2 separate regions of the Homo sapiens genome follow, and region 1 is linked to region 2. A link is an interaction called in ENCODE POLR2A ChIA-PET data of the cell type or tissue named here. Cell type or tissue: Caco-2. All regions are shown on one strand. Each heading gives the region's core, and the rest is flanking DNA. Links, peaks and the distances in the headings are about the cores only.

Region 1 (5,379 bases), core at 154-5,153, 220 kb before region 2:
TTTCCCATCCATTCCCTTCCCTCCTGTAGTTCTGGTCCTGTTGCCTCATCCCTGGCCTGTTGTAATAGCTGTCTGACCAGTTGCCCTTTTTCCAGGTACCTCTCACCTCTCTTTGACCTACACATAGTCCCAAGAGTGGGCTTTCATGGCATTGGCTCCCTGCCTAAAATCTTGGCTGGCTCTAGTCAGGATCCAATCCACCCAGTGCCTCAGGCTTTCTGACTTCTGCATTCACTTCATGTGACTCTCCAGCTTAAATACAGTGCCCCAACTCAGTCCCTCCCACCTCTGGGGTTGTATCAAGTCCTGGGACTGCAGAGATGGGAAGGGAGGCATGTTTGGCCATGGAATTCGACCACTTGTTCCTTCACCCCTTACTCACAAGAATCCCTTCATCAACACCTGCCCCCTCTCAGCTCCCTGGCCTCTTATAGTAGGAAAGCCCTTTTCCATGTGGAGCTGTTTGCCTGGCCAGCTCCAGTGCAATTTTCTCTAGGAGGCCTGACCAGTATTTGACCAGACTTTTGGTTGCAAGTAAAAGAAGCTAAAATCATACTTGCTTGAGCAAGAAGGGATTTTAAAGTCCAGGAGTAAAACTGGATCAGGCATGGCTGGATCCAGGATCCTTCTCTTCCCCATTTCCATCTTTTCATACATCTGCCATTTCTTGTCTCTGCTTTTCTCTAGGTTGACTTCATTCTTTGCAGCCTGTCTTCCTGTAGAGGCCCCAGAAGTTTCCTGGCTTACAGTCAACCAGCTTAGCAACTCCCACAAAGGCAGAGTGCCTTTCCTAGAACCAGTCTTGTTGGCTTGATTTGGGTCATAGGCCTGTCTCTAAACCTGTCTCTGTGGCCAGGAGGATAAAATCATCCTTTAGTCATGTGCCTTCTGGGGCACAGTGAGTAGAATTAGCCTTACCTGAGCCAAAGGAAGACAGGGATTGTTAGAAGTAGATGAAGAGGGGCTGGGCACAGTGGCTCATACCTGTAATCCCAGCACTTTGGGAGGCTGAGGCGGGCAAATCACTTGAGGTCAGGAGCTCAAGACCAGTGTGGCCAACATGGAGAAACCCTGTCTCTACTAAAAATACAAAAATTCACCAGGCGTGGTGGCAAACACCTGTAATCCCAGATACTCGGGAAGCTGAGGAAAGAGAACCTCTTGAACCTGGAAGGCGGAGGTTTCAGTGAGCTGATATCACCCTACTGCACTCCAGCCTGAATGACAGAGTGAGACCCTGTCTCAAAAAAAAATGGGTGGTCACAGGTCAAAACAACAGATCTCCACTTTTCCTGCTCTTGTTCATCTCAGTAGGAAGGGAACACTTCCTTCCGTGTTCCTAATGGGCTTGTCATCCTGGGACATTTGTTCTCTGTGTTTGAGCTCTAGTCACTTACATTAGAGGTTTTGCAAAAGCTCTTTCTTTCATTGGCTTGGTGGTCCTTCCTTGCCCCTTTTCTTTCCCTCAAGGTGATAAATGAGTTAGCACATACAAATGTTTAGAACAGGGCTTGGCATGTAACAAGCCTCAATAAGTGTTAGCTATTATCCTATGGACTATTACCGTGAGCCCATCGATTCTTCCAGACCTGAAATTCAACAATCCTGGCTATGAATCTGGGCTTTGCCATTTACTAGTTATGTGACCTTGATCAAGTTATTTTGCCACTGAGTTTCCTCATCTACAAAATGGTGTCATCCTAACTTCCTGGGATTGTTGTGAGAATCAAACAAGACAGTGTGCAGTAGACACATAGCACAGTGAGGATACCCAGTAGTGGTAATGTTTTTTTACAATCACTACTATCATTACAAAACCTTTTTCAAACTTCCCAGTTAGGATTTATGTTTTCAGGCTGGGCACCTTGGCTCACACCTGTAATCCCAGCAATTTGGGAAGCCGAGGCAGGTGGATCACCTGAGGTCAGGAGTTCAAGACCAACCTGGCCAACATGGTGAAACCCCGTCTCTACTAAAAATACAAAAAATTAGCCGGGCTTGGTGGCACATGCCTGTAGTCCCAGCTTCTCAGGGAGCTAAGGCAGGAGAATCACTTGAATCCCGGAGGTAGAGGTTGCAGTGAGCCGAGGTCACGCCATTCCACTTCAGCCTGGGCAACAAGAGCAAAACTCTGTCTCAAAAAAAAAAAAAAAAAAAAAGGAATTAATGTTTTCAAAACACCTTGCTCTTATATTCTAGTTCTTTCTTCATTCTGCCTTGTGGTGTAGCAACTTGTTAGCTTTTCTGCAGGCCTCATTAGCCAAGGAAGTAACAGGGGGACTCTTCCTTGTTTTGTTTCTCCCAGTGCCTGGATTTGGGTTTGTTTCCCAGCTCCCTCTTTCTGAAAGCAGGGCTGTGAGCTGCTCTTGGGATCCCTTGTGGGGCCAGCTTAGCCTCTGTCCTGTGATTGTAGGTGTTTGGAATGGAAAAAGTGGGACAGTGAGACCTTCATGTACACACGGTGCCCCAGCCAGCTCACCATCTCACTGTGGGTTGGGAAGTACAAGAAGATGTCCAGAAACATCATAATCAACCCGATGGGCATTCTAGAGGTGGACGCCAACAAACGGGGGAGAATAGCACTGTTCCCTAGTTGTGGGAGCAGGTAGTGCACTGCCTCTGGTGCATGAGGCTCGCAGGGAGCTGATTTTAGCCAAGGGCATCCCAGAGTGGACTGGACCAAGGCCCATGTCCTCATGGAAGGCTCTGCCCACTACTGCTGTCCTCATGCCTCACAGCTACCAAGGAGAGAGATGGGTCATAAGCTCATCTCACAGGCTGGCAAACTAAGAGCTCAGAGGGACCCTTCCATTGTCTGTATTTCCACAGGAAGTCAGGAATGGGGAAATCATGGACTAAAATAAGAGATAAAAGGGAACTTATTTATCCCTTCGTGGTAAGGAAGTGTTCAGGTGGAACATGGGCTAATTAAAGGAACAGATGGCATGGTCTTGCTACAAGCTTCCTGGAGACCCACGTTTTAATAGCCTTAGAAATGTGCATACTCTTAGACCCATGTAGTAATTCTACTTCTTGGAACTTGACTTAAGGAAAAGGGAAATAGGTTTCAATATAATTAAAGATACCAAACAGCTAGAGAGATTGCATCACAGTTTTACTTCTAATTGACAAAATTTCTATACCCAATCATAGAGGACTCATTAAATGTGGTGAATCTGTGGGGGCGCCCAACCCCTCTTCATCTACTTTTACAGGTGCCCACCGCCACCCCCAGCTAACTTTTGTATTTTAAATAGAGACAGGGATTTATCGTGTTGGCCAGGCTGGTCTCGAACTCCTGACCTCAGGTGATCCACCCGCCTCAGCCTCCCAAAGTGCTGGGATTACAGGTGTGAACCACTGTGCCTGGCCTCTGCTTTAAGAATTTGTAAGGATTTTGTTTGCTAGTAAATCATCAACTCTTCTGAAAGTATCTGTTTGGGTCCACTATTTCATTTCCAGTTTGAAAAGGTGTACACACACACACACACACACACACACACACACACATAGGCACGCATAAATACATTTTTTCTTCTATATATCTCTTATAACTAAAGTTTATCTTTAGCTTAATATATTGGTATATTTCATGTAATGTAAATCAAACCAAAAAAAATTATGTGTTCAATTGGCTCAGGAATAAAAAATATGCAAAGAAAAGTATTGGATACAATTTTATAACTAATGATTCAGAATTCAGAAACCATGGCTTCTAATTCTACTTCTACATAATCTTTATTGTAACTATCATAATGTCCCAGTAGTTGTAGCAGGGAGAAAACAATATAAAATATATCTCTTGAGAACATTAGTCTCCAAATGATTTAGGGTTTCAATTCTCTTTTAAAAAGAAAATTACTAAAGAAGTAATTCCATTGTGTTACCTAATAGTATATTGTTATTATCTGTTACCTCCAATGTTAAGTAAAGTAGAATAGGTTACCATGGAAAAGATAACATTTGATTCATTGCACTTCAGTGTTAAAACATGAGAAACCATTTAGTTTTCATAGTTAAATTAAGCTCACACATTGTCTAAATAAGACATTTTAAAATTCACTATATGCTACTTGGTCAAGCACACAAGAAGCATTAGGTTTTTTCTGATTTAGTGATCTTAGAGATTTTGTTTTCTTTTCTTTTTTTTTTTTTCTTTTTTTTGAGACGGAGTTTCACTCTTGTTGCCCAGGCTGGAGTGTAATGGTACAGTCTCGGCTCACTGCAACCTCCGCCTCCCAGGTTCAAGCGATTCTCCTGCCTCAGCCCCTCTAGTAGCTGGGATTACAGGCGCCCACCACCATGCCCAGCTAATTTTTGTATTTTTAGTAGAGATGGGGTTTCACCAAGTTGGCTAGGCTGATCTCGAACTCCTGACCTCAGGTGATCCTCCCGCCTTGGCCTCCCAAAGTGCTGGGATTACAGGCTTGAGTCACTGCACCCAGCACATCACTGTTAAGTCAACAACAAAGAGCATCCTCCATTTCCCACTAAGCTTCCATAAAAAAACTGATGCTAATGATGCCCACCTAATACAGAATGGCCTCTCATATCCTGAGGCAGCAACAGTGGGCCACATGTTTTCTTATAAACACAAGGAATTTAGGCATTTCACCAACCAATTTTTGAGAGTTTAATTACATAATAATTGAAAATTTCCAATACTGTCAATACAAAACCAGTATTCATTGAATATAAATACATCTGTCTAAACATCAAAGTCTTGCTTCTTTATTTATTTATTTACTTTTTTTTTTTTTTTTTTGATACAGAGTCTTGCTCTGGTGCCCAGGCTGGAGTGCAGTGGCTCGGTCTCTGCTCACTGCAACCTCTGCCTCCTGGGTTTGAGCGATTCTCCTGCCTCAACCTCCCAAGTAGCTGGGATTATTGGCGCCCACCACCACACCCAGCTAATTTTTGTATTTTTAGTAGAGACGTGGTTTCACCATGTTGGTCAGGCTGGTCCTTGAACTCCTGACCTCAGGTGATCCACCTACCTTGGCCTCCCAAAGTGCTGGGATTACAGGCGTGAGCCACCAAGCCTGATCTGTCTTGATTCTTTAAAACATACAACTAAATTATTTTACTGTTTAGACTTTGAGTTCCCTATTTTAAGTACTCCTGTTTAACAGAAAACTTTAAAGTGTTAGTACTTTTTTGTGTAATCCTCTGATGTTTATTTAGACTTAATTTTTTATAATGCTTTTTTTCCCTTTTGTAGAGATGGGGGTCTTGCTATGTTGCCTACGCTGGTCTCAAACTTCTAACCTTAAGTTACCCTTCTGTCTCAGCCTCCCAAAGTGCTAGAATTAGAGGCATGAGACACTGAGCTTGATTTTTTTTTATTACTTTCTCAAATTTATTGCATCTATAAAGCTT
Region 2 (5,379 bases), core at 283-5,282:
AAGAAGAGAAAACAACAAGGCCCATTTTAGGAACATTTTAACCATGAGTAGAACACAACACAAGGAAAACTTTCTCTTTTATATAAGAAATATATTTTGGCCGGGCGTGGTGGCTCACGCCGGTAATCCCAGCACTTTGGGAGGCCAAAGCAGGCAGATCACCTGAGGTCATGAGTTTGAGACCAGCTTGGCCAACAAGATGAAGCCCTGTCTCTACTAAAAATACAAAAATTAGCCGAGTGTAGTGGTGGGCACCCATAATTGCAGCTACTCGGGAGGCTGAGGCAGGAGAATCGCTTGAACCAGGAGGTGGAGGTTACAGTAAGCGGACTTTGTGCCATTGCACTCCAGCCTGGGTGACAGAGAGAGACTCCATCTCAAAACAAAACAAAAAAAAAAAAAAGAAGGAAGGAAGGAAGGAATTTCACAAAAGCGCATTTAATGCAGGCAACTTTTGAGCATCAGAGAAATTGGTCTGGATTAAGTCCAGAGACGCAGTGTTGCGTTGCTTACAAGAATGGTTTGGAATCCCAGCTCTACCGCGTTAATAACTGCCTGTGCCTAGCAAGGTACTTAACTCCCCTTTGCCTCAGTATCTTCTCCATAAAATGGGGATGGCAGTAGTACAGTGGTCCATGCCTCTGAGGGTTTGAGGAGAATCAGTTACATGGTGACAGGCACATAGTTAATGTTCAATAAATGCTATAGCTATTATCTTCATTCTTGTCTCTATGGGTGAAAGAAAAATGCAACATTGGATCAGATTAAATTCTTCTGGAAGCAATGGCTTAAAATAAACTGCTATTCAAAAACTAAAATTATCATACTGGGCTAAAGCTATCCAAAATGTAAGTGATCTATCTTCCAGTAATTCCACAAAATAGATAAATGTGTACACAGTTACTTAGAAGAACATTTAACAACTGCATTTAAATGTAGATTCTTGGCTGGGCATGGTGGCTCACACCTCGAATCCCAGAAATTTGGGAGGCCAAGTTGGGTGGATCACCTGAGGTTAGGAGTTTGAGACCAGCCTGGCCAACATTGTGAAACCCTGTCTCTACTAAAAATACAAAAATTAGTTGGGCATGTTGGCGGGCATCTGTAATCCCAGCCACTCAGGAGGCTAAGGCCAGAGAATCATTTGAACCCAGGAGGTGGAGGTTGCAGTGAGCTGAGATCACACCACTGCACTTCAGCCTGGGTGACAGAGACTCCATTTCAAAAAGAGCAAATAAATAAATAAATGTAAACTCTTGGGCTTTGTTTTATTCATGATTGCCACCAGCAGAGCTACCTAACAATGTATATATATATGTATTTTTTTTGAAATTATTATATTGCTTTATTTGATATTTTCCATTTCTTCCCTTATTAAATACATTTACTTTCATGGCATATTATACTATGTAACTTCTTAGTTCTATTTTTTTATTACAGTTTAAGTTTTAGGGTACATGTGCACAACGTGCAGATTTGTTACATATGTATACGTGTGCCATGTTGGTGTGCTGCACCCATTAACTCGTCATTTAACATTAGGTATATCTCCTAATGCTATCCCTCCCCCCTCCCCCCACCCCACAACAGGCCCCGGTGTGTGATGCTCCCCTTCCTGTGTCCATGTGTTCTCATTGTTCAGTGCCCACCTATGAGTGAGAACATTCGGTGTTTGGTTTTTTATCAAGCCCTCTAGTGACCTTTAAGATCAGGCAAACTCAGGTAATAACATTGAACGGTTGGTGAGTGCATATTTTCCAGGTTAAAATGATATTGGGTATAGAGCAGCAGTTCTCAAATTTGAAGTGCTTAAGAATCACCAGGAAAATTGTTAAAAATTACATGTCCAGAGGTTTAGATATCCAGAGATTTAGATTCAGAGCTCTGGGAGACACTAAAATATCTGCATTTTTTAAACCAGTTTCTTCTCTCCAGGGTGAATAATTCAGAGGCACTTGTGTTCATCCTGTGCTGCTATAACAGGTAATTTATAATGAACAGAAATTTATTTGACTCAGGGTTCTGGAGGTTGGGAAGTCTGAGTAGAGGGGCTACATCTGGTGAGGGCCTTCTTGCTATATCAGACAATGGCAGAAAGTATCACATGGTGAGAGAGAGCAGGAAGGGGGCAGAACTCATCCTTCATAAGAAACTCGCTCGCATCATAATGAACCCCACTCCCACCATAACAACATTAATCCATTCCTGAAGGCAAAGTCTTCCTGACCTAATTATCTCTTAAAGGTTGCACCGCTCAACATTGTTGCATTGGGGATTAAGTTTCCAACACATGAACTTTGGAGGATATATTCAAACCATAGCATTCTGCCCCAACCACCCAAATTCATGTCCTTCTCACCTGCAAAATACATTCATTCCATCCCAATAGCTGCAAAAGTCTTAATTTGTTTCAGGACCAACTCAAAAGTTTAAAGTTCAGAGTCCTATCTAAATCAGATATGGATGAGACCCACCGCACAATTCATTCTGAGGCAACAGCTGTGAGCCTGTGAAATTTAAAAAAAAAAAAAAGGTGCCTCCAAAATTCAATGGTAGGACAGATATAAGGCAGACATTTTCTTTCTTTGTTTTTGTTTTTGAGACGGAGTCTAGCCCTGTCTCCCAGGCTGGAGTGCAGTGGCAGGATCTCGGCTCACTGCAAGCTCCGCCTCCCGGGTTCACGCCATTCTCTTGCCTCAGCCTCCCGAGTAGCTGGGACTACAGGCTCCCGCCACCACACCCAGCTAATGTTTTGTATTTTTAGTAGAGACGGGGTTTCACCATGTTAGCCAGGATGGTCTCGATCTCCTGACCTCGTGATCCGCCCTCCTCGGCCTCCCAAAGTGCTGGGATTACAGGCATGAGCCACCACGCCCGGCCACTTTTTTTTTTTTTTTTTTTTTTTTGAGACGGAGTTTTGCTCGTTGCCCAGGCTGGAGTGCAATGGCACAATTTCGGCTCACTGCAACCTCCACCTCCTGATTTCAAGCGATTCTCCTGCCTTGGCCTCCTGAGTAGCTGGGATTACAGGTGCCCGACATCACACCCAGCTAAGTTTTTTTTTTTTTTTTCTTTTGAGATGGAGTCTCGCTCTGTCACCCAGGCTGGAGTGCAGTGGCTATATCTCGGCTCACTGCAAGCTCTGCCTCCTGGGTTCACACCATTCACCTGCCTCAGCCTCCTGAGTAGCTGGGACTACAGGTGCCCGCCACCACGCCCAGCTAATTTTTTTTTTTTTTTTTTTTTTTTTAGGAGAGATGGGGTTTCACCATGTTAGCCAGGATGGTCTCGATCTCCTGACCTCGTGATCCACCCTCCTCGGCCTCCCAAAGTGCTGGGATTACAGGCATGAGCTCCACCTCTGTGACAAACTTCTGCCTGAGGCACCCAGCTGTTCAATACATGTTTTGAAATCTAGGTGGAGGGCTGGGAGCGGTGGCTCATGCCTATAATCCCAGCACTTTGGGAGGCCGAGGCGGGTGGATCACGAGGTCAGAAAATCGAGACCATCTTGTCTAACACAGTGAAACCCCGTCTCTACTAAAAATACAAAAAATTAGACGGGTGTGGTGGCAGGCACCTGTAGTCCCAGCTACTTGGGAGGCTGAGGCAGGAGAATGGTGTGAACCTGGGAGGTGGAGCTTGCAGTGTGAGCTGAGATCGAGCCACTGCACTCCAGCCTGGGCAACAGAGCAAGACTCTATCTCAAAAAGAAAAAAGAAAGAAATCTAGGTGGAGCCCACCATAGCCCCACAGTTCATATACTCTGCACATATGCTGAGTTAGCACTGTGTGGATGCCACCATGGTTTATAATCCTGTATCTCTTCTGGAGTGGTGGCTAGACCCACTTAAGCTGTTGAAGTTGATTGTATTCATCTATTCTCACACTGCTAACAAAGACATACCTGAGACTGGGTAATTTATAAAGGAAAGAGGTTTAATGGACTCTGTTCAGCATGGCTGGAGAGGCCTCACAATTATGACCAAAGGCAAAGGAAGACCAAAGGCACATCTTCCATGGTGGCAAGCAAGAAAGCATGTGCAGGGGAACTGCCCTTTTATAAAACTAACAGATCTCCTGAGACTTATTCACTATCAATGAGAACAGCATGGGAAAAACACACTCCCATGATTCAATTACCTCCTACTGGGTCCCTGCCACAACATGTGGGGATTATGGGAGCTAAAATTAAAGATGAGATTTGGGTGGGGACACAGCCAAACCATATCACTGGTTTTTCCCCAGGTTCCCCCATATAAGTCAGTGAATGTAGATGGATACTTGTGACAAAGGGAACCATTGTGGTCCAGACACTGAATACACTGAAGTCCCAGCTGCTGCTCTGCCAGGATTCCCTGTCCCACCTGCCAGGACCTCCCCTCAACCACCTCCCTGTTCAGGAGATGCCCATGTATTCAAGAGAGAGTGTTCATAATTTTCTTTTTCTTTTCTTTTCTTTTTTTTTTTTTTTTTTTTTGAGACAGAGTCTCTTGCTCTGTCGCACAGGCTGGAGTGCAGTGACATGATCTCAGCTCACTGCAACCTCTACCTCCCAGGCTCAAGCAATTCTCCTGACTCAGCCTCCTGAGAAGCTGGGATTGCAGGTGCACACCACTATGCCTGACTAATTTTTTGTATTTTTATTAGAGACCAGGTTTTGCCATGTTGGCCAGGCTGGTCTCGAACTCCTGACCTTGAGTGATCTGTCCCACTTGGCCTCCCAAAGTGCTGGGATTACAGGCATGAGCCACCATGCCTGGCCAATTTTCATAATTTTCTTTACTTCCCACTGTGGTGGGAGAACTGGCTTCAGAGAAAGCCATCCTGGACAGGTAAGGTGGCCCCCCAAGGAACAGGTTTCAATCAAATGTTTTGTAGGCAGTGATGCCCGTGCACCCTGGTGAGAAGGAGCATGGTGTGAACATCAGGAACCAGACTTCACCCTGGAGGAAAGGCCACAGGTGGGGGCTGAAGGAGCAGTTCTTACAAGCGATCCTGTGGGCACTGGGGCCACACCACGCACCTTGGTGCACAAGTGTCAGTGTGGCTCAGAGTGGGGTAGAGGACTCAGGGTATTAAAAGCATCAAGGAATCCAGGGAGAGCCACTGCACCCAACTTTACTTTCACCCACAGGCTTTCATCATGTTGGCCAGACTGGTCTCCAACTTCTGACCTCAAGTGATCCACCTGCCTTGGTCTCCTAAAGTGCTGATTACAGGTGTAAGCCACCATGCCTGGCCAAGATTAGGTCCAATTTTTAAAGTAATCTGGAGCATAGAAAATGTTTCTGCAATTATTAATCTTTTTTTTTTTTTTGAGACAGGGTCTCACTCTGTCACCCAAGCTGGACTGCAGTGTCATGATCATGGCTCACT

Evidence for each region. Peaks named below come from ENCODE experiments on the same cell type or tissue, not always from the same donor. Only the 100,000 strongest peaks of a DNase experiment are listed, where the experiment ranks them.
Region 1: POLR2A ChIA-PET joins it to region 2 with 13 read pairs; 2 of 35 experiments call an interaction of 5 or more read pairs at or near these places.

Annotation. Positions count from the first base shown.
Region 1 is chr7:65,244,792-65,250,170 of GRCh38, reverse strand. All of the region lies in intron 1 of LOC124901661 (a long non-coding RNA gene), which reads left to right. Among named protein-coding and RNA genes, the nearest start is that of ZNF92, 130 kb to the left of the region's middle. In Caco-2, for the core only: no CTCF peak of the experiment used is centred there; no DNase peak of the experiment used is centred there.
Region 2 is chr7:65,023,859-65,029,237 of GRCh38, reverse strand. The region is part of intron 3 of LOC105375330 (a long non-coding RNA gene); the gene reads left to right. It overlaps LOC105375329 (a long non-coding RNA gene), which reads right to left and starts at 2,498. Exons shown (of 3, transcript XR_927606.2): 1 at 2,360-2,498; 2 at 514-729. In Caco-2, for the core only: no CTCF peak of the experiment used is centred there; no DNase peak of the experiment used is centred there.